Regions from separate parts of the Homo sapiens genome. Here all the other regions are linked to region 3. A link is an interaction called in ENCODE POLR2A ChIA-PET data of the cell type or tissue named here. Cell type or tissue: GM12878. All regions are shown on one strand. Each heading gives the region's core, and the rest is flanking DNA. Links, peaks and the distances in the headings are about the cores only. Region 1 overlaps TMEM131L (transmembrane 131 like). Region 2 overlaps TMEM131L (transmembrane 131 like). Region 3 has its middle 26 kb from the start of TMEM131L.

The links. ChIA-PET counts read pairs that join two places held together with the same protein. Peaks named below come from ENCODE experiments on the same cell type or tissue, not always from the same donor. Only the 100,000 strongest peaks of a DNase experiment are listed, where the experiment ranks them.
Region 1: POLR2A ChIA-PET joins it to region 3 with 12 read pairs; 14 of 35 experiments call an interaction of 5 or more read pairs at or near these places.
Region 2: POLR2A ChIA-PET joins it to region 3 with 11 read pairs; 10 of 35 experiments call an interaction of 5 or more read pairs at or near these places.

Annotation. Positions count from the first base shown.
Region 1 is chr4:153,495,626-153,501,982 of GRCh38, forward strand. All of the region lies in intron 3 of TMEM131L (transmembrane 131 like), which reads left to right. Among named protein-coding and RNA genes, the nearest start is that of TMEM131L, 32 kb to the left of the region's middle. RefSeq lists an enhancer at 2,069-2,148. In GM12878, for the core only: no CTCF peak of the experiment used is centred there; a DNase peak (open chromatin) is centred at 3,026; H3K4me3 peaks cover 1,824 bases; H3K27ac peaks cover 1,785 bases.
Region 2 is chr4:153,486,849-153,493,205 of GRCh38, forward strand. The region is part of intron 3 of TMEM131L (transmembrane 131 like); the gene reads left to right. Among named protein-coding and RNA genes, the nearest start is that of TMEM131L, 24 kb to the left of the region's middle. RefSeq lists enhancers at 695-744, 755-804, 1,425-1,594, 1,745-1,954, 2,585-2,644 and 2 more. In GM12878, for the core only: no CTCF peak of the experiment used is centred there; DNase peaks (open chromatin) are centred at 1,373, 1,763 and 2,363; H3K4me3 peaks cover 2,500 bases; H3K27ac peaks cover 2,500 bases.
Region 3 is chr4:153,437,289-153,443,645 of GRCh38, forward strand. No RefSeq gene overlaps it. Among named protein-coding and RNA genes, the nearest start is that of TMEM131L, 26 kb to the right of the region's middle. In GM12878, for the core only: no CTCF peak of the experiment used is centred there; DNase peaks (open chromatin) are centred at 2,173 and 3,363; H3K4me3 peaks cover 2,079 bases; H3K27ac peaks cover 2,199 bases.

The DNA of each region.
Region 1 (6,357 bases), core at 1,986-4,485, 59 kb after region 3:
TGCATTTTTTTCAGGTGAGCAGAGGGATGACTTTCTGTCTCCACCTGTGAAGATGAGCTATCAGTTTACATTGCCAGGGTGAAATCCAACAGAACGTTCTGGGGTAAAGATCTTGAGGCCTACAAGGAATTTCCTTGTGGGTAAATTGTGAGGGAGGTATGTAACTTTTAAAATCTTTGTAGCTATCTTATTTAGGAATAAAACGGGAGGCAGGTTTGCCTGGCATGATTCCCAGCTTGACCTTTCCCTTGGCTTAGTGATTTTTGGGTACCGAGATTTAGTTTGCTTTCACAAAACAAGTGTGGAACTGTTTCAGTGGAGTAATGAGGATGTGGCTGTGCTGAGCTTAAAGGGGCGGATGTCAGCCCTGGCCAGAAAAGAAGTCTGAAGATGGATTCCTAGAGTGCCAACAAGGCCTCCGAATGCCAAGCTAGCCCCTCTCGAGGGCGGCGAGACCTGAAATCAGAAAGGCAGTTTCTTTAAAATAATCCCATTCAGAGTTGGGGCATCAAAATAGATTAGGCTATGGGTTTAACGGATAGGAATTCTTTAGAAAGGTATCAAATTATCCTTGCCTAAGCATTACTTCACAGGCTGGTCCTAACCTAGTTTTGCAAAACAAATCAAAACATTTTAAATCCATGGAACACTTTATTTAAACAGAATTTTCTGTAGAAGCCTGGTACAAAAATTAAATACGGGGCTGCTCCATTGCATCGAAAACGGGGAGGCCCACTGAGGCACAGGGATAGTTGCTTTTCCAGGACCACCCCCCTCATGTCAGTATTATTCAGCAGGGAACACAACCCGTTCCCCCAGCCCCACAGGGATTTCAGTAATCTAAGTCCCCTCTGCATAGGTCACTGTGACAGTGTCATTGTCATTCTCTTTGGTTTTGTTAGTGAAAGATTTAGGATTCAGTGTTTATGAAGACTTGTTTTGTTTTTGTTTGAGACAGGGTCTCATTCTGTTGGCCAGGTTGGAGTGTGGTGGCATGATCCTGGCTCACTGTGGCCCCACCTCTCAGGCTCAGGTGATCTTCCCACCTCAGCCTCCTGAATAACAGGTGTGAGCCACCAGTCTGGCTAATTTTGTTTATTTTTTTTGTAGACATGGGGGTCTCACTATGTTGCCCAGGCTGGTCTCAAACTCCTAGGCTCAAGTGATCCACTCGCTTTGGCCTCCCAAAGTGCTGGGATTACAGGTGTGAGCCACTGTACTTGGCCTATGAAGACTTTTTTTTTTTTGTTTTTGAGACAGGGTCTCATTATGTGGCCTAGGCTGGAGTACAGTGGCACGATCATGGTTCACTTCAGCCTTGAACTCCCAGGCTCAAGCGATCCTCCCACCTCAGCCTCCCTAGTAGCTGGGACTACAGGTGCGTGCCCTCATGCCCAGCTAGTTTTTGTGTTTTTTTGTAGAAATGGGGTTTTGCCATGTTGCCCAGACTGGTCTTGAACTCCTAGGCTCAGGTGATCCACCTGCCTCAGCTTCCTGAGGTGTTGGGATTACTGGCATGAGCCAGCACACCTGGCCAAGATTTTCGAAGGGAATGTTTTTGAGGACTTTGGGGAAAGTTTGTCTCCCCTCTGAAGGATGCCCGTGAGTGTGTGCTGCTGAGAGGATGGCAGAATGGCAAGGTGGGAGCATTCTGCAAGCATCATGACATCATTGAGCTACTGAATCAACCTTCCCTAGAACTGGCTTCCAGGACTTTGGGTCATATGAGTCATGTGAGAAAAATATTCTCCTCTACCTTTTTCTGAGTTAGGCCTCATGCTGCTTGAAGCTGAAAACATCCTGTTACACCTCGGTTTTAAGCACCCTCCCCTGGCCTCTGAGATAAGCCTCTCAGGAACCTGTGGCTCTCTAACCCAGTTTGAAACGTTTTGCTCTCCATAGAATTGTGTACCAGGAGAGTTATATTGATTAAATTAGGTCTTACATTTTATGTTATATATTCAGAGACATATATTTGTAGTCTGCATTTCAGGTAAAGCGTTTTCCATGTTGGAGGTCAAATCCCACGAGGTTCACGTATCTATTGCTGCTGCTTTACCCTGTTCTGGAAAAGAAAGTTATTTGCCTGCCGAACGCACAGACATGAGATTAGAAAGTGATGACAAGCGTTAATGCTTGGCTCTTTTTATCATAGACTATACTCTTTTCTACTCTATTATTTCATCTGTGTTTGTGTAACATGTATCTCACAATGCAGAAATCTTTTTTTTCTTTTTGTTATGAAAAATTTCCAAAAAAAAAAAAAAAAAAAAAGAAAAGTTGAGAGACTTGTACGGTGAACACCCAGATACACATCTCCTAGCTTCTACAGACATCCTTAAGGGTTCTGATGGCAGAGATCCGTGTGTAAGCATTTTGAAGTTTTTGGCTAAAGAAAAACGTTGTGTTCCGTTCTTTTTTTATTGTGTCGGATTTAAGGCACAGCTCCTGTTCAGCCTGCCTGCTATTCTCTGAGTTTATGTAAGTTTGAGGAGGTGGGTGGGAGAAGATGTAGGAGGATGGAAAATGAGCAGCTTGCTTTATTCACAAATGATGCTTGGTAGGCTCTGGACAGAGCCAGGGGTTTGGGGGAGTCCTGAGCATGGTGCCCTTGATCTGCTCTTGCACCCTCTGAGGCTGAGGGGCCTGGGAGGAGCCCTCCTCTGCTGGGAACTTTTCCTAAAAGCCCACTTACGGACAGAGAGGCAGGGTTTACAGCAGCAGAGCCAAGGAGGGCTGAGGCCAGCTTCCTTTGCTCTCCCACTCATTCCCAGCTCGCTATTTAATTTGACATCCTGGAACATGTGTTTCAGTGAATTGGTTCATAAAAATGTTTTTTGCAGGATTCTGGAATAGAGGCTGCACATTCTTTAGATACATGGCTAATCGCACTATGTGAGAGAGCGTGTGGGTGTGTGTGTATTTTTGGAGGTGGGTAGGGAAGTGGGGGGTGAGCAGAGTTCTTTCAAGCTCTCTCTTCACAAGATGCAAATGTTTTTCCCCTTAGGGTTTATAGAGAGTGTGAACAATGAGGAGTTGAGATCCTGTGGCCCTTTGGTCCCCAGGGTCTTCTCATTCGGCCCTACTGAGCAAGGCTGGCTTCCCATTTGCTCTCATCTTTTTCTCCTTCAGTCACTCTGGAAACTAGTAGTTAGGAGCTGGAAATTGAGAAGCTGCCATTTAGGAGTTTATGCAACAAATGCAGAGGAGAGTCTGTTCCAGACTTTGCAGTTATATCAACTTAGAGCTTTTGCCAACCTTTCTTGGAAAAAAACCCACTGGAATTAAGTGAAACTTCACAACACTGCACAATGTAGCCAATTCTGCATTTGGGGTATGTAAGCCTGGAACTGTGGGAAGCTGGAAGTTGCCCCTTAGTATTAACGTTTGTTTTTGTTGTCCTTTTCCTTGAATGTAGTCTTACGTAGAGAACTTGGACAGCCTGTCATTTTCCAAAACCTCTGTGGCTCATCCTAGGCACAACTCATGTCTCTCCTTTCTTCTGTTAGTGTTTAGGGATGGGCCAGGCCTGAACTAACCGTTTCAGGGCTCCGAGGCTGCGCCTTGTAACTTGTGAGCACTGGTTCTGGGCAGTCGCCTCCCTGCGGTTAGTGGTGCCCAGCCTCCAGTCGCTGTAGCTCAGACATGGCCTCGGGAGGTTTGGAGGATGCCCAGCGCTTGTCTGCCCATTGTTGCTGACCTGCCGCATTGTGTGATATGGCTCCATGTGCACATCTTCCATGGATTTATCAGTCTTGACAGGAGTCTTCCACTTTCTGCCAGTGATGAAATAGATCTTTATGATTTTTTTTTTTTTTTTTGAGATGCGTCTCGCTCTGTTGCCAGGCTGGAGTGCAGTGGCACAATCTCAGCTCACTACAACCTCTGCCTCCTGGGTTCAAGTGATTCTCCTGCCTCAGCCTCCCAAGTAGCTGGGACTACAGGCACGCGCCACCATGCCCGGCTAATTTTTGTATTTTTAGTAGAGAGGGGATTTCACCATGTTGGCCAGGATGGTCTCAATCTCTTGACCTCGTGATCTGTCCACCTTGGCCTCCCAAAATGCTAGGATTACAGGCGTGAACCGCCGTGCCCAGCCCCTTATGACATTCTTACCCTGATTGGTTATTCAGCTTCAGCTTGAGCACTTCACGTGATGGGAAGTTCACCTTTGAAACTGACTTTCCATTTTTGAGCCTCTCTCATTGTAAAGATGTTCTCTGATTTTGACTTCACATTTGCTCTCTTTAGTCTTCCACCGTCAGATCCCAGTCTCACAGACTTGAGACAGTTATCACATCTCTTCTCTAGGTTGGTTTTACCTAAATTTTTTTTTTTAACTCGCCCAGGCTAAATTATTCCTCATGTTTTTCAGTCAGTCCTAATGTTAACTTGGTCAGAACCAACCTTCCTTCCTCCCTTCCTCCCTTCCGTTCCCTTCCGTTCCCTTCCCTCTGTCCCATCCCTCCCTCCCTTCTTTCTTTTTGCAAGAGTAGATAGGGTCTCACTCTCTTACCCAGGCTGGAGTGCAATGGTACAATCATGGCTCACTGCAGCCTCAAACTCCTGGGCTCAAGCAGTCATCCTGCCTCAGCCTCCCATATAGCTAGGACCACAGGCTTATGCCTCCCCACCCCCAGCTAATTTTTATATATTCCTTTGTAGAGACAGGGTTTCTTTATGTTGCCCAGGCTGATCTTGAACTCCTTGGGCTCGAGTAATCCTCCAGCCTCAGCCTCCCAAAGTGCTGGGATTACAGGCGTGAGCCACCACACCCATCCCAGAACTTTTTTAGTTTAAATTTTGCCAATAGTGGATAGAGTGATTCTGTTGAGATCTGAATGGTGCCCTATGTAGTGAATCCATTTCTTTTTTGGTCTGGACTCTACTTATTTTAATGAAGCCCAAGATTTCATTAGCACTTCTAGTAGCAGTGTCTTTCTACTTGGATCGTGTTATTTTATGGCCAAACAAGATCAAACACAAACAAAAACCTTTGGGTCCGTCATCTTCTTTTTATTTTAATGGGAACTGCTAACTTCTCTTTCTCAATATACACTTAAGTAATGAATTGCCTTCTTTAAAATACAAATATTTACATTTGGCCTTGTTAAGCTTTATCTGGATGATTTAGAACTATCTTAGCCTATTGAGACCAAAGAAACACACACGCTCACACACGCGTGCATGCACACACACACAGGCATGTGCACTTTTTTCCTAGTTGTGAAAATCGATGGAATGACTACATGGCTTAGTCTCCTCTTTCTCCAGAGACGCCGTTTAATGATCAGATAGAAATTTAAAAGGTTAATAAAAACCTATAGTGAAGAAATGCTATCAGTTGATAATAGAGTTAAAAAAAAATTCTGGAAGATAGAAAGTGGATAACTGATAGAATATGGTAACTGATGAAAGTGGAAGATTAACAGGGTACGCCAAGTACCCTGCACAGTGGATTTAGAGAATCCCACCAAGCATATTGTGAAATTTTAGAATAGCAAGAATAATGACCATACTGGATGCTTAACTAAAGAAGTGGGACTTATAATGCCCACCTCACAGGGGTTTTGCAAGTTTTTTTTTTTTTTTTTTTTTGAGACGGAGTCTCGCTCTGTCACCCAGGCTGGAGTGCAGTGGCGCGATCTTGGCTCACTGCAACCTCTGCCTCGGGTTCAAGCAATTCTGCCTCAGCCTCCTGAGTAGCTGGGACTACAGGCGCGTGCCACCACACCCGGCTAATTTTTTGTATTTTTAGGAGAGACAGGGTTTCACCGTGTTAGCCAGGATGGTCTCGATCGCTTGACCTCATGATCCGCCTGCCTCGGCCTCCCAAAGTGCTGGGATTACAGGTATGGGCCACTGTGCCCAGCTGAGTTTTGCAAGTATTAATGTAAATAATGTGAGTAAAGCCTCTACTGTATTTTCTGGCACATGGTAAGGAGTCTCAGGGTATGTGTGCAGGTGTTGTATTACTTCTTGCCATCACTTTTCTTACCATCATCACTGTCACTGCTATGGTGGTGAAGAAGCATATCAGTTAGGATTAGGACCAGTTTCATGAGACAGAAAACCCAGTAACATAAATGAGATAGAAGCTTTCCTCTATACTGCTTATCTGAGAGAGCAGAGGGCAGGCCAGGACTGAGGTGACAGCTTCATAATCATCAAGGCCATGCCTCCTCTGTCTCCTAATCCAAGGTGACTGCCCAACCCGCAGGATCATCTTCATTTCCCCTCCAGGATGGAGGAAGGAGCTAGAGTAGGATTTCCCCTCTACCTTTTCCAGGTCACTTCCTGGAAGTATCCCCCAAAGGGTTTTTTTTTTTTTTTTTTTTTTTAAATGGAGACAGAGTC
Region 2 (6,357 bases), core at 1,367-3,866, 50 kb after region 3:
GCTTTGCCTAAGTGGGAGGAAGGGAATGGGCAGTGGGAAGGCCGACAGCAGTGTGTGCTATGCTGAGTGCTATGCTGGGCCACCTGAGCTCAGCGAGAAATGAGCGGTCTAGGGCAGTGTTTCTCGAAGCCTGGTCCAGGGACCTAAATCAGCATCGCTTGGGAACTCGCTAGACTGGCCGGTTCTCAGACCCCACCCCAGACCTGGTGTGAATCAGAAGCTCTAGGGGAGGAGCCCAGAGATCTGTTTTAACAAGCCCTCCAGGTGGCTCTGATGCACGCTCAAGTTTGAAAACCATTGGCCCAGGGTGAGGCAGCTCAGGGACCATGTTACAAAATATACTTTTTGTGGAGGATTAAATAATGAGAGGTAGAAATAGTCTTGTAGGTAAAACAGTGGGTGGAAATTGGGAGATGGTTGCTTTTCAGCCTGACTTACCACCACTGGCCCAGGATTTTATCAAACCTAGAATCCGTACGTATTCTCTTCATAGGGTATGGAGTGTTAGCTGGTGGATCGAGTGTGTCCGAAGAAGTTCTGCTGCAATGATGCACATGGGGGTGGGGTTCCAGGCTGAGCTTTGGTGTCCACCTATCAGGGTCTCATATGTCCTGGCATGCCTGGTAAATAGGTGGGTTAGGCCATTGCAGGTCAGCTTCCAGGGGAGGACTGAGGAACCTTCTGAGGGAGAATTCATTCATTATAAGGGAAGTAAGTTTGGCAGAAAACCTTGGCCCAGTAACAGAAAGTCTCAGTTGTTGGATGGGAGTGGCCACTCACAGCACAGGGTGGTATGTGTATTCAGATCTGTCTCCTGGCCCAGGCCCCTGTGGAGCTGCACAGGCGTGTGTGTGTGTGTGTGTGTGTGTGTGAGAGAGAGAGAGAGAGAGACACCCTCGTGGGCCTGTGGCTGAGCTGTATGTGTGTGTGTGGGAGTGTGCGAGAGAGAGGAGCCAGGGACAAGGAGAGAGACCCTTGTGGGCCTGTGGCTGAGGTGTATGTGTGTGAGAGAGAGTGAGAGAGACAAAGAGACAGACAGACTCTGGTGGGCCTGTGGCTGAGATGTGTGTTTGTGAGTGCGAGAGAGCAGACAGGGACAAAGAGAGAGACCTTTGTGGGCCTGTGGCTGGTTGTGTGTGTTTGTGTATGTATGAGAGACAAGAGAGACTCTTGTGAGCCTATGACTGAGGGGTGTGTGTGTGTATGTGTGCATGTTGAGAGAGACCCTGGTGAGCCTGTGGCTGAGTTTTGTGTGCGTGTGTGTGTGTGAGAGAGAGACCGAGACCGTTGTGGGTTTGTGGCTGAGTTTTGTGTGAGAGAGAGAGACCCTGTGGGCCTGTGGCTGAGTTGTGTGTAAGAGAGAATGAGGGTGCGTGAGTGCACCAGTGTGAGTGGGGTTGTTGGGGCATGAGGAAGGATATTACTTAAGGCAAAACTGAAAGAAGTGTTCTAAAAATTCTGTGAGAAACTGGGGTGGGCGGAAGCAGCACGGGGCACTGCCCACCCCAAGGGGACTTCCACACCCCGTCCTGCAGCTGGAGGGCCAGGGCTGCCTGTGGGAGGAGTGGGGACCGGGCCCTGGTGAGGGCAGGGCCCAGAGGAGGCAGCCGGGAACTTGGAGAGAAGGAACAAAATTGGGACAAGGGCCTGGGCCTGGGATAGCCCAGCCTGTTGTGTGCCACTTACAGGGGAGAAGGGCCTCCCCAGCCACACAGCAACCCGGGGATTCCCTGCGGCTCTGTTGTGGTGGAGTGGGAGCATTTGCCAGCTGAGGGGGCTGGATGGAGTAGGGCAACAGGAAGCAACTCAAGTTCAAGTGTGGTGTATTAATTTCCCAGGGCTGTCTAACGAAGTGCCACAAACTGCGCGGCTTTAGAACAACAGAATTGTATTCTCTCCTCACAGTCCGGTGGCTGGAAGTCCTCTGTCAAGCCGGCAGGGCCACGCTGCCTCTGAAACCCTCGGGGAGTCCGCCCTCGCCTTTTCCTAGCTTCTGCGGGCTCGCCGGCAGCCTGTGGGGTTTCTTGGCTTGCAGCTGCGGCACTCCAGTCTCTTGTCGCACAGCGCTCTCCCTGGGTGTCTCCGTGCTTTCACGTGGCTGTCGTATAAGGACACCAGTTATATTGAAGCAGGGGCCCACCCTACTCCAGTCCAGCCTCATCTGGACTAATTGCATCTGCACCAACCCTGTTTCCAAGTCAGGTCACATTCTGAGGTACTGGGGTTAGGACTTTGACATATCATGTTGGGGTTGGTGGAGACACAGTTTAACCCATAACACATAGTCCCCAGCGAGACTCGTCTGTGAGCCCTTGTGAATGTCCCTCACTTGTTTTCCTTGCCCTCCCCCAACACCAGGGCTCCTGAGAAACGCCTTTTTGGTATTGGGCTGGTGATGTGTGAAGCGATCCACTGTGAAGCTTCCTTCCTGAGAGCTGCACAGACCAGTCTACGGCAGCTTTGGACTCCTGGGCTCCAGCCGCAGCTGCAAAACCCACGCAGTTTCTTCCCAGCTCATTGAACCTGGCCTTTTGGTTGAATGGATTTTATTTCTGAATTATTTCTTTGTGTATCTGTAGGAGCACGTCCAAGGAAAATTCTTTATTTTCACAAGATTGTGAGCACTGGGGAGAAGTATTTTTTTCTTGAGACAGAGTCTCACTCTCTCACTCAGGCTGGAGTGCGGTGGTACGATCTCAGTTCACTGCAACCTCTGCCTTCCAGGTTCAAGCGATTCTCCTGCCTCGGCCCCCTGAGTAGCTGGGGTTACAGGCATGTACCACCATGCCCGGCTAATTTTTGTATTTTTAGTAGAGACGGGGTTTCACCATGTTGGTCAGGCTGGTCTCAAACTCCTGACCTCATGGTCCACCCACCTTGGCCTCCCAAAGTGCTGAAATTACAGGTGTGAGCCACTGCGCCTGGCCCAATTTTTTTTTTTTCTTGCGGAAAATAAGTGGGCAGATTTAATAATGAGCAAATAGGCAAAACCATGAAATCAAACCTCGTTCCTTGTGTCAGAATTCAGAAAAAAGCGACTAATGTAACTGGTGCCAGGCTGTGTGTGCTGTGGTGTGTCTCTGTATGTGAGTATCTTAAACTTGTTTCATTATCAGTTTAATTTAGCAAATGAATACGAGTTGATTCCCAGGCTGAAGCAGGTCTTGGTGGGCCATTCTGTTGGTTTGCCAGGAGAATCCTTTTGTTATTTCCTGGAAATGCTTGAATCATAGATGAGTCTCTTCCTGCGTCCGTGTATTTCAGCTGCAGTTTTCCAAGTGTGTAATAGTGCTGTCCATAAGGAATAGCTGCTGTTACTGTGAATTGAAATACTTAACAGGTCTACTTTCAGGTGGATAAATGTCACATCCAAATTGCGTGTTAGTTTGACTTTCAGGTAACTTAATTAGCAGATTCATGTTTTGGGAAAATCTGATCTGTGATCCTGAAATTGGTTACAGTTGGTGTAATTCGTGGGTAATTAGGCGCCTTTACAGTGACTACTCTAGTCATTAGAGGGCTGGGGTAATTTGAGGTTGAAATGTGAGAGTGAGATGGAGAAGGCACTTGCTCTCTAGTCCTTAATCTTTTAATCCATTTAACCTGGGTTGTAAATTCAGGCCTTATTTTAATTTGAAAGTATGTTTAGGGAGCTGGGAAGGGGTTTCATTAATTCACCACTTTCAGGTAATATAGTTAGGAGAGGGAGGTTATTCCTAGTTGTTTATTTGGGTAAACATAAAGTTATTGTGAGTACTGGAAGGGCTCATGAAAGTTATGTTGCTCCTTGTTGGAAACAAAAGCTTCTAGATTTAAAAAATGAGCGGCCGGGCGTGGGGGCTCATGCCTGTAATCCCAGCACTTTGGGAGGCCGAGGCGGGTGGATCATGAGATCATTAGATCGAGACCATCTTGGCTAACATGGTGAAACCCCATCTCTACTAAAAATAAAAATATTAGCCAGGTCTGGTGACATGGGCCTGTAGTCCCAGCTACTTGGGAGGCTGAGGCAGGAGAATGGCGTGAACCCGGGAGGTGGAGGTTGCAGTGAGCCGAGATCACGCCACTGCACTCCAGCCTGGGCGATAGAGTGAGACTCTGTCTCAAAAAAAAAAAAAAAAAAAAAGAAAGCCTAAAACCCAAAGAAAAGCACCACAAAAACAAGACCCCGTTCAGAGATGTGTCATATAGGTATTGTCCGTGTCGAAGTCAGAAATACATTTGTGGCATGTGGAATAGGCTTTATGGACACACAGATATCAAGTAACCTGATCTCTTGCTGAGTTTAAGGCCTGTCACGTAAATGCACACTGCTTACGTTTTCTTTTTATTTCCACTTTTGAATTGGGGATAAAAGGGGAAACTGGTGAAGGAAAGACATGTTCCTAGAGAGCTGAACACCTGTAATATTGACTAATAGAAGGGAAGAGAGTAGGTAGGAAGTAAGTGCAATAGGAAACTGGTAAACAGAGAAGAGAAAAACCGTGTTTTGAGATGGATTGGAGGCATTTTTTGTCCACACACTTGCTTTGGGGATTTTTATTAGGTAGACGGTAATTAGAGGTGTCAGTCATATGAAAGTAAATCACTAGTCTTTCGTATTACTGTTTTCTCAGTGGTCCTTATCAGTTTTTTTTGTTGCTCTGTAATCATTCATATGGTAAGACTTAACTTTTAGTCATGTAAATTTGTTTAGGGACAATTTAAACTATTTTGTCAAATTAGTCGTTTTATTCCAAGTTGTACGTCTTATGCATTTATTTAGTATAGTGAAAGCCTTATATACACATTTAATATAATTAGTCTCTGGATATTTGGATTATTTTTTAGTAGTACTTTTTTAGAGTGTGGGTTTTTTCTTTTCTTTTCTGTTTTTGAGACAGTGTCTGGTTCTGTCACCCAGGCTGGAGTTCGGTAGCCCAGTCTTGGCTCACTACAACCTCAGACTCCCGGGCTCAAGCCATCCTTCCACCTCACCCTCCTGAGTAGCTGGGACTACAGGCACTTGCCACCGTGTCTGGCTAATTTTAAAATATTTTTTGTAGAGACAAGGTTTCATGTTTCCCAGGCTGGTCTTGAACTCCTAAGCTCAAGTGATCCACCCACTCCCCAAAGTGTTGGGATTGTAGGCAGGAGCCACCACACCTGGCAGTTTTTTCCTTCTTGTTTTGAGATGGGGCCTTGCTCCATCACCCGAGCTGGAGTGTAGGTAGCATGATCATAGCTCGCTGCAACCTTGAAATCCTGGGCTCAAGCGATCCCCCTGCCTCAGCCTTCCAAGTAGTGGGGACTATTGGTCCATGCCACCATGCTTAGCTAATTATAAAAAAAAAAAAAGAAGGTTTTTAAAAGATGGAGGTCTCACTATGTTGCCCAGGCTGGCCTCAAACTCCTGCGCTCAACAGTTCTCCCATTTTGGCCTCCCACAGTCCTGGGATTACCGGCATGAGCCACTGCACATAGCCCAATTTTTTCTTTTTAGTTCACTTTAAATTAAAAATAGAGTTTGAAGAAAATTAGAATTTTAGCTAAACCTTATCCAAATTATTACATTTTCCAAATTGATGAGGCTTCAGGGAGATTTTCAAATATTCTGAATCCTTATTAATATGCACAAAACTTTGTTTAAATCATAGGCGGAATCTCAAGGTTGTGTGTAAAATAAGTCTACCACTTTGGACTTGGGAAAACAAATATTCTGATGTAATAAGTGATTAGAAGAAAATATAATAGTAATATGAAACTGGCATGGCATGCCTGCTAGACAGCCCCTGAAGCATATTGGTTAAACTAGTAGGTTATAAACACAGTCTGTGCTCTGAAGGAATGTATATAGTTTTAAGAGAAGGAACATGTGACTTGGGCTACACTTAAAGTGTAAGGTGTGTTTATGAGCAGAGTTTTAAATTTAGGTGTTTTTTTTAACTTATATATCTTTTCTGGCTTTGTATAATTTGGCTCAGGGCTGGGGGCAGGGTGGAAAGAATAGACTGGAAAGTGGGGACCAAGATGGAGGAGTTGAGTGGATAAGAGCAGCAGGCTGAGCTCAGGAGGAGAACTTGATAAGGAGTAGGGGAAAGGAAGGTCAGGAATGAGCCAAGGCTGGGAGATCAGATGGTGAGATACAGGTGGATGTGGTAATGATGACCTGAGGCAGGAGATTTTTGTCTAACCTCAAGGTAGGGTAGTAGCTCAGTGGCTAAAAGATATGCTTGGGACTGGGTGCGGTGGCTCACGCCTGTAATCCCAGCACTTTGGGAGGCCGAGGCAGGTGGGTCACAAGGTCAGGAGATCGAGACCATCCTGGCTAACATGGTGAAACCCCATCTCTACTAAAAATACAAAAAATTAGCCGGG
Region 3 (6,357 bases), core at 1,226-3,725:
ATCATAGCTCACTGCATCCTTGAACTCCTGGGCTCAAGGGATCCCTCCGACCTCAGCTTCCTGAGTAGCTGGGACTACAGGTGTGGGCCACTATGCCTGGCTAATTTATTTTTTATTTTTGTAGTGACAGGGTCTCATTTTGCTGCCCAGGCTGGTCTCGAACTCCTGGCTTCAAACAACCTTCCTGCCTTGGCCTCCCAAAGTACTGAGATTATAGGTGTGTGCTACCACACCCAGTTCCTTTTTAATTTTTAAAAGATTTTAGATTTTTTTTTTTGAGGCAATCCTTTCACATTTCTCACAACTCATCGTGAGTTGTTTTAATGTAAAGTTATTTTCCAGCAGATTGAAACAGTGAAGACCTCTGTATTCCAGGAGGGCAAGTGTTCTGCCTCTTCAAGATAGCTGAAGGAAAGGAAACTGTATAGCTCCCTGCAGTTTAAAAGTTAGTTGCGCACTGATTGCTTCATGAATAAAGCTGGAAGATCTAAGTTTGGGAGTGAAGGAAAGAGGATCTGCGGCCGGGCGCGGTGGCTCACGCCTGTAATCCCAGCACTTTGGGAGGCCGAGGCGGGCGGATCACAAGGTCAGAAGATCGAGACCACAGTGAAACCTCGTCTCTACTAAAAATACAAAAAAAAAAAAAAAAAAAAAAAAATTAGCCGGGCGCGGTGGTGGGCGCCTGTAGTCCCAGCTACTCGAGAGGCTGAGGCAGGAGAACGGCGTGAATACGGGAGACGGAGCTTGCAGTGAGCCGAGATCGCGCCACTGCACTGCAGCCTGGGCGACAGAGCGAGACTCCGTCTCAAAAAAAAAAAAAAAAAAGAAGATCTGAAAGAGAAAAATTGGAGAATACAGTCCCAGAGATTCATATTTCTAGACTCAGATCTCATGGACATTTTTGCCTGATGTGAAAAAACATTGTCCTGGCCAGGTGCAGTGGCTCACGCCTGTAATCCCAGCACTTTGGGAAGCTGAGGCGGGCAGATCACCTGAGATCGGGAGTTGGAGACCAGCCTGACCAACACGGAGAAATCCCATCACTACCAAAAATACAAAATTAGCCAGGCATGGTGGCGCATGCTTGTAATCCCAGCTACTCAGGAGGCTGAGGCAGGAGAACTGCTTGAACCCAGGAGGCAGAGGTTGTGGTGAGCCAAGATCACACCACTGCACTCCAGCCTGGGCAACAAGAGCAAAACTCCATCTCAAAAAAAAATACACTGTCCTGCCCAACCACACTCGCTGGTTTACTGCTCCCAAACCTTGAATAAAATTCTACAAGAAGATGGTGTATTGATGATCCATTCTATGCCTATCATTCTGCATCTGACTTCAAGTCTGTTTTATGACAGTTTCCATGTCTCCTTTAAAGAGCCCTTTGCTTTTGCAGGAAAATGAAAGATATTACCAGTCTTACAAAAGCATGTGGCTTCATATATTTTGAGTGCTATGAAATATTAATTTTTCTAAAACTGACATTATTTAGCAATTGGAAATGTGTTAGCTCTAACTTTCTTTTATGGGTACTTTTCTGTGGTTATAATATACAAAATTAAATTTACCACTTTGATCATTTTTAGGTGTATAGCTGTGCGGCATTAAGTACATTTTAGGGGCATTTTAAAATCTCTTCCTACTCTCAGTGCAGAGGTTCCTTCCTGCTTTCTCTATAAGTCATATCCAGCAGATAGTATTTAGGAACCCTTCATTTCTCAACTTTGTTTTGACAAAATTAGGAGTAATTCTATTACCTCTTTTTAAAAATCGGGATTCTAGGCCGGGAACAGTGGTGCACGCCTGTAATCCCAGCAATTTGGGAGGCCAAGGCAGTCAGATCCCTTGAGGCCAGGAATTCCAGATCAGCTTGGGCAACATGGTGAAACTCCACCTTTATTTTTTCAAAAAAGCGATTCTAAAGTGGAGTGGATGAAGGACTATGTCTTTCTTACTGGTTTATTGCTCGTCTGTGACTTTTTATTCACTAAAGATCCCTCTTAGGTAGATCTTAAACTTTCTCTCGCTCAGACTAAGTGATTTCAGTTTCATTATCTATTAATAGATACCTTTGCCCACACTTTAGTCGTGGAGTTCTCACAGTGGTTCTTCTCTGATACCTTGCCCAAGGTTATTTATATCCTGTTAATTTAAAAGTCTAGTAGTAGTGTCTGTAAACGCCGCTTAAAATAAAACTCACCAAGGGTTTGCCAGAATAGGTTTCTGGAGAAGAATCGCTGGTGTGAGCAGGAGCTCTGTCCCAGTGGGGCTGCTGAGTGTCACCCACTCCCCCACTGCGATTTTCTCACTGTCAGTCCCACCGCTTCCTGCCACTTGGTCTGGCTGGTCTTTTTTTTTTTTTTTTTTTTTGAGACAGGGTCTTGCTCTGCCACCCAGTGCCCAGGCTGCAGTACAGTGGCATGATCTCGGCTCACTACCTGGCTCAAGAAATCCTCCCACCTCAACCTCCTGAGCAGTTAAGACTACAGGCACATGCCACCATGCCTGGCTAATTTTTTTTTTTTTTTTTTTTTTTTTGTAGAGATGAGGTCTCACTATATTGCCCAGGCTAATCTAGAACTCTTGGGCTCAAGAAATCCTCCCGCCTCGGCCTCCCAAAGTGCTGGGATTCCAGGCATTAGCCACCGTGCCCAGGCTGGTCTCACCTTAAAAGCAACCGCCCAGATGAAGAAAAGCATTGCTTTCTTCAGTTCCTTATAGTTGAAACAGTATGACAGTAGGATAAACAATGGAGATGTTAAACTACGTTTTCCAGAGCAGACCTGATTTCAAATACCCTGAGCCATTGTCATACCTCATGTCAGGCAGTTGATTTGCTTATTCAGAAAACGTCCAAACTATCAATGGAGACTAAATGGAGGAGAAGTTACCCAAGCACCCCAAGAATAAGATGCGCCTCGAGACCATCTTAGTGCTCACTCGTGCCCCTCCCAACACGGTTCCTTTAACGTTGGTCCTTGATGAATATTTGTTGACTGAATAAATGAGTGGGGGATGGCCAGGTGCGGTGGCTCACGCCTGTAATTCCAGCACTTTGGGAGGCCGAGGCGGGTGGATCACCTGAGGTCAGAAGTTCAAGACCAGCCTGGCCAACATGATGAAACCCCATCTCTACTAAAAATACAAAAAATTAACTGGGTGCGGTGGTGGGCTCCTGTAGTCCCAGCTACTCAGGAGGCTGAGGCAGGAGAATCGCTTGAACCCAGGAGGTGGAGGTTGCAGTGAGCTGAGATCGTGCCACTGCACTCCAGTTTGGGCAACAAAAGTGAAACTCCATCTCAAAAAAAAAAAAGAGTGGGGGATGGACAGGTTTTAGAGACATAACAGCCCCTGGTAAGCAGAGTGACCCAAAAGGGGAAGCAGGGGCAAGTTCGGCAAGTTAGAGTGAGAGTAATTTTTGACCTAACGCAGGTGGGGAAGAAAATGAAAACCTGAATAGGTTTGAATTTGATCATATCGTGCTGGCTGTGACAACCCTAAATGATTTACAAATGGCTCATTAAAAAAAAAAAAAAAAAAAAAAAGTGTATCATCCGAATCCTCAACAAGAAAAAAAAGGAGCAAGAAAAAAGAATTCTCTTTTGTCCCTCCTACCCACATCTTTGCATGCCTGTCACCCCTCATGGATGCCATCCTCACTGTTCAGCGTCCTGTCCCCCTGATGCCCCATGGCTCTCACTTTACACTGATACAGCCAAACGTATCAGGAAGAACCAAATGTCTTCCTCCAAACTACACTTTGTCCTAAAACTATTCCTTTTAAAAACACACTTCAAATAAAGTTTTCAGTTCCTCAGAGTTGGGAAACTGTTCGATTGCCTTGTTATATGCATACTTAAGCCATACTCATCAGGTACTTAGTGATCAATACGTGTCTCCAATTACTTGATTAAAATACTGTAAGTCTGAATGACTGATAGGCTTCATTCTCCCAGGGAACATCTATGTTTTCTAAATTTCATTAGCCTAAATGAATCTAATTGATAAAATATATTAGGACCCTTCTGTGACAATTGTGGGCAATGTTCTCTGTCTACTGTCAGGCTGGAAATAGAGCTGTCAGTGACTTGGTATCCCAGTTTTATCCTGTTATAGTCTGTGGGAAGCCATTGTACATCAGTAGGGGAAAAGGCATAATACAAACATTTTAGAAAGTTTACTAGAGCAGGCCGGGTGCGGTGGCTCACTCCCATAATCCCAGCACTTTGGGAGGCCAAAGTGGGTGAATCACCTGAGGTCAGGAGTTCGAGACCAGCCTGGCCAACATGGTGAAACCCTGTCTCTACTAAAAATACAAAAAAAAGAAAAAATTAGCCTGGTGTGGTGGCACGCGCCTGTTAATTCCAGCTACTTGGCTCAGGAGGCTGAGGCAGGAGAATTGCTTGAACCTGGGAGGTGGAGGTTGCAATGAGCCGAGATTGTGCCACTGCACTCCAGAGTGGGAGACAGTGCAAGACTCTGTCTCAAAAAAAAAAAAAAAAAAAAAGAAAGAAAGAAAAAACAAAGTTTACTAGAGCAGTAAAGTTTAGTCTAGAGTTCCAGGAGGACTCTACCAGGTGATTTCTACTGCTGCTGGTCCTGGTGCTCATTGCCATTTAGGCTGAGTCCAGTGGAGGAAAGTAGGTAGATTCTGAGCTTAGTGATCCTGAGGAGTGCTACCTGGTTCTGAAACATGCACCAAACACTTAGGATGTACTAGGGGTTGGGGATACAAAGTAAGTGAGATAGAAAAAGGGTGATCAAGTCTACCTGAGGGGAGCACAGAAGAGAGGGTGACCAACTCTGCCTGAGGGAATAGAGGCGACAAGTAACCAAGTCTACTTTGAGAAAATGTAGACAAGAAGGTCATCCACTCCACTTGAGAAAGCTGCAGAAGGCTTCACCAAATAGAAAGGACTGAGCCTCACAGCACTTGCCATCTTGTTCTCATGTAGTTATAAAATCTTTTTGCCGGGCGCAGTGGCTCACGCCTGTAATCCCAACACTTTGGGAGGCCAAGGTGGGTGGGTCACCTGAGGTCAGGAGTTCAAGACCAGCCTGGCCATACAAAAATTAGCTGGGTGTGGTAGTACATGCCTGTAATCCCAGCTACTAGAGAGGCTGAGGCAGGAGTATTGCTTGAACCCAGGGGGCGGATGTTGCAGTGAGCTGAGATCACGCCACTGCCGTCCAGCCTGGGTGACAGAATGAGACTCTGTCTCAAAAAAAAAATAAATAAAATAAAATAAAATCTTTTTATAAATCTGGCTTTACTACTCTGCTGCTCCTTGAGGGCAGAGATTGCTTGTTCCAAGGTTTAGGGTAGATTAATGTACTACTTGGTATAGCATAATCATTGCTATAATTACTATTTTTAAATTTATTATTTACGTATTTATTTTTAGAGACATGGTTTCCCTATGTTGCCCAGGCTGGCCTTGAACTCTTGGGGGCTCAAGTGATCCTCCCACCTTAGCCTTCCAAGTATCTGGGACTATAGGAGTGAGCCACTGTGCCCAGCTGTAATTATTTTTGAAAGAGTTGACATCTTTTGTCTTGAAAGATGAGTAGAAATGCATAGGAAAGAAAGGATAAGGTAGCACATGTGGAGAGAGAACACCATAGCAAAATCACGGAGTTGGGAAATCCAGTGTGGTTGTTAGGAACACAATTAATTCATTTCTGGGGTTTGGAGTGACTGGGGGATAGGGATTGGAATAGAGGAATGCTAGAAGTGTGGCCAAGGATCAGTGTGAAGGGCCTTATAGGCTCTGCTAAGAATTTGGACTTCATTCTGCAACAGGAACCCATTCACAGTTTTAAAGCAGAGAATTAATTAGGTCAAATCTGTTTTAGAGGGATTACTGGCAGCAACATTGAGAGAGATAGGAGTGAAGGGAGGTTAGAGGCAACAGTCGGCAGTCCTTTTGTGAGTGGGGAGTGGAGGGACAGACATTTGAGAGAAAATTCAGAGTAGCACTCTTAGGATTAAGAGAATAGAAGGAGTTGAAGATTACATCAAGTTTTTAGTTTGAATTTGAACATTTGAGCATATAAGAAGAGAAGCAAGAAGGGGGAAGGAAGGAGAGATGATTAATTCAATTTTGAATACTTTGAGTTTGAGGAGCCTGCACATTCCAGGGAGAGCCATTGTATATGCAGCTGGTAGCCTGGAGGACAGGTTGGGGCCAGAGATACAGTTTGGGCTGCCGTAGTTGGAACCATTTGATTGGGTGAGGAACCCAGAGAGATCACATGGAGAGAGAAGAGAAACAGTCAAGCCCAGGGGAAACTGAGATTCCCTCCGTTCTTTTTGAAAGTTCAATGTCTTTCTCCCTTTTATAGAAATTATCTAAAAAC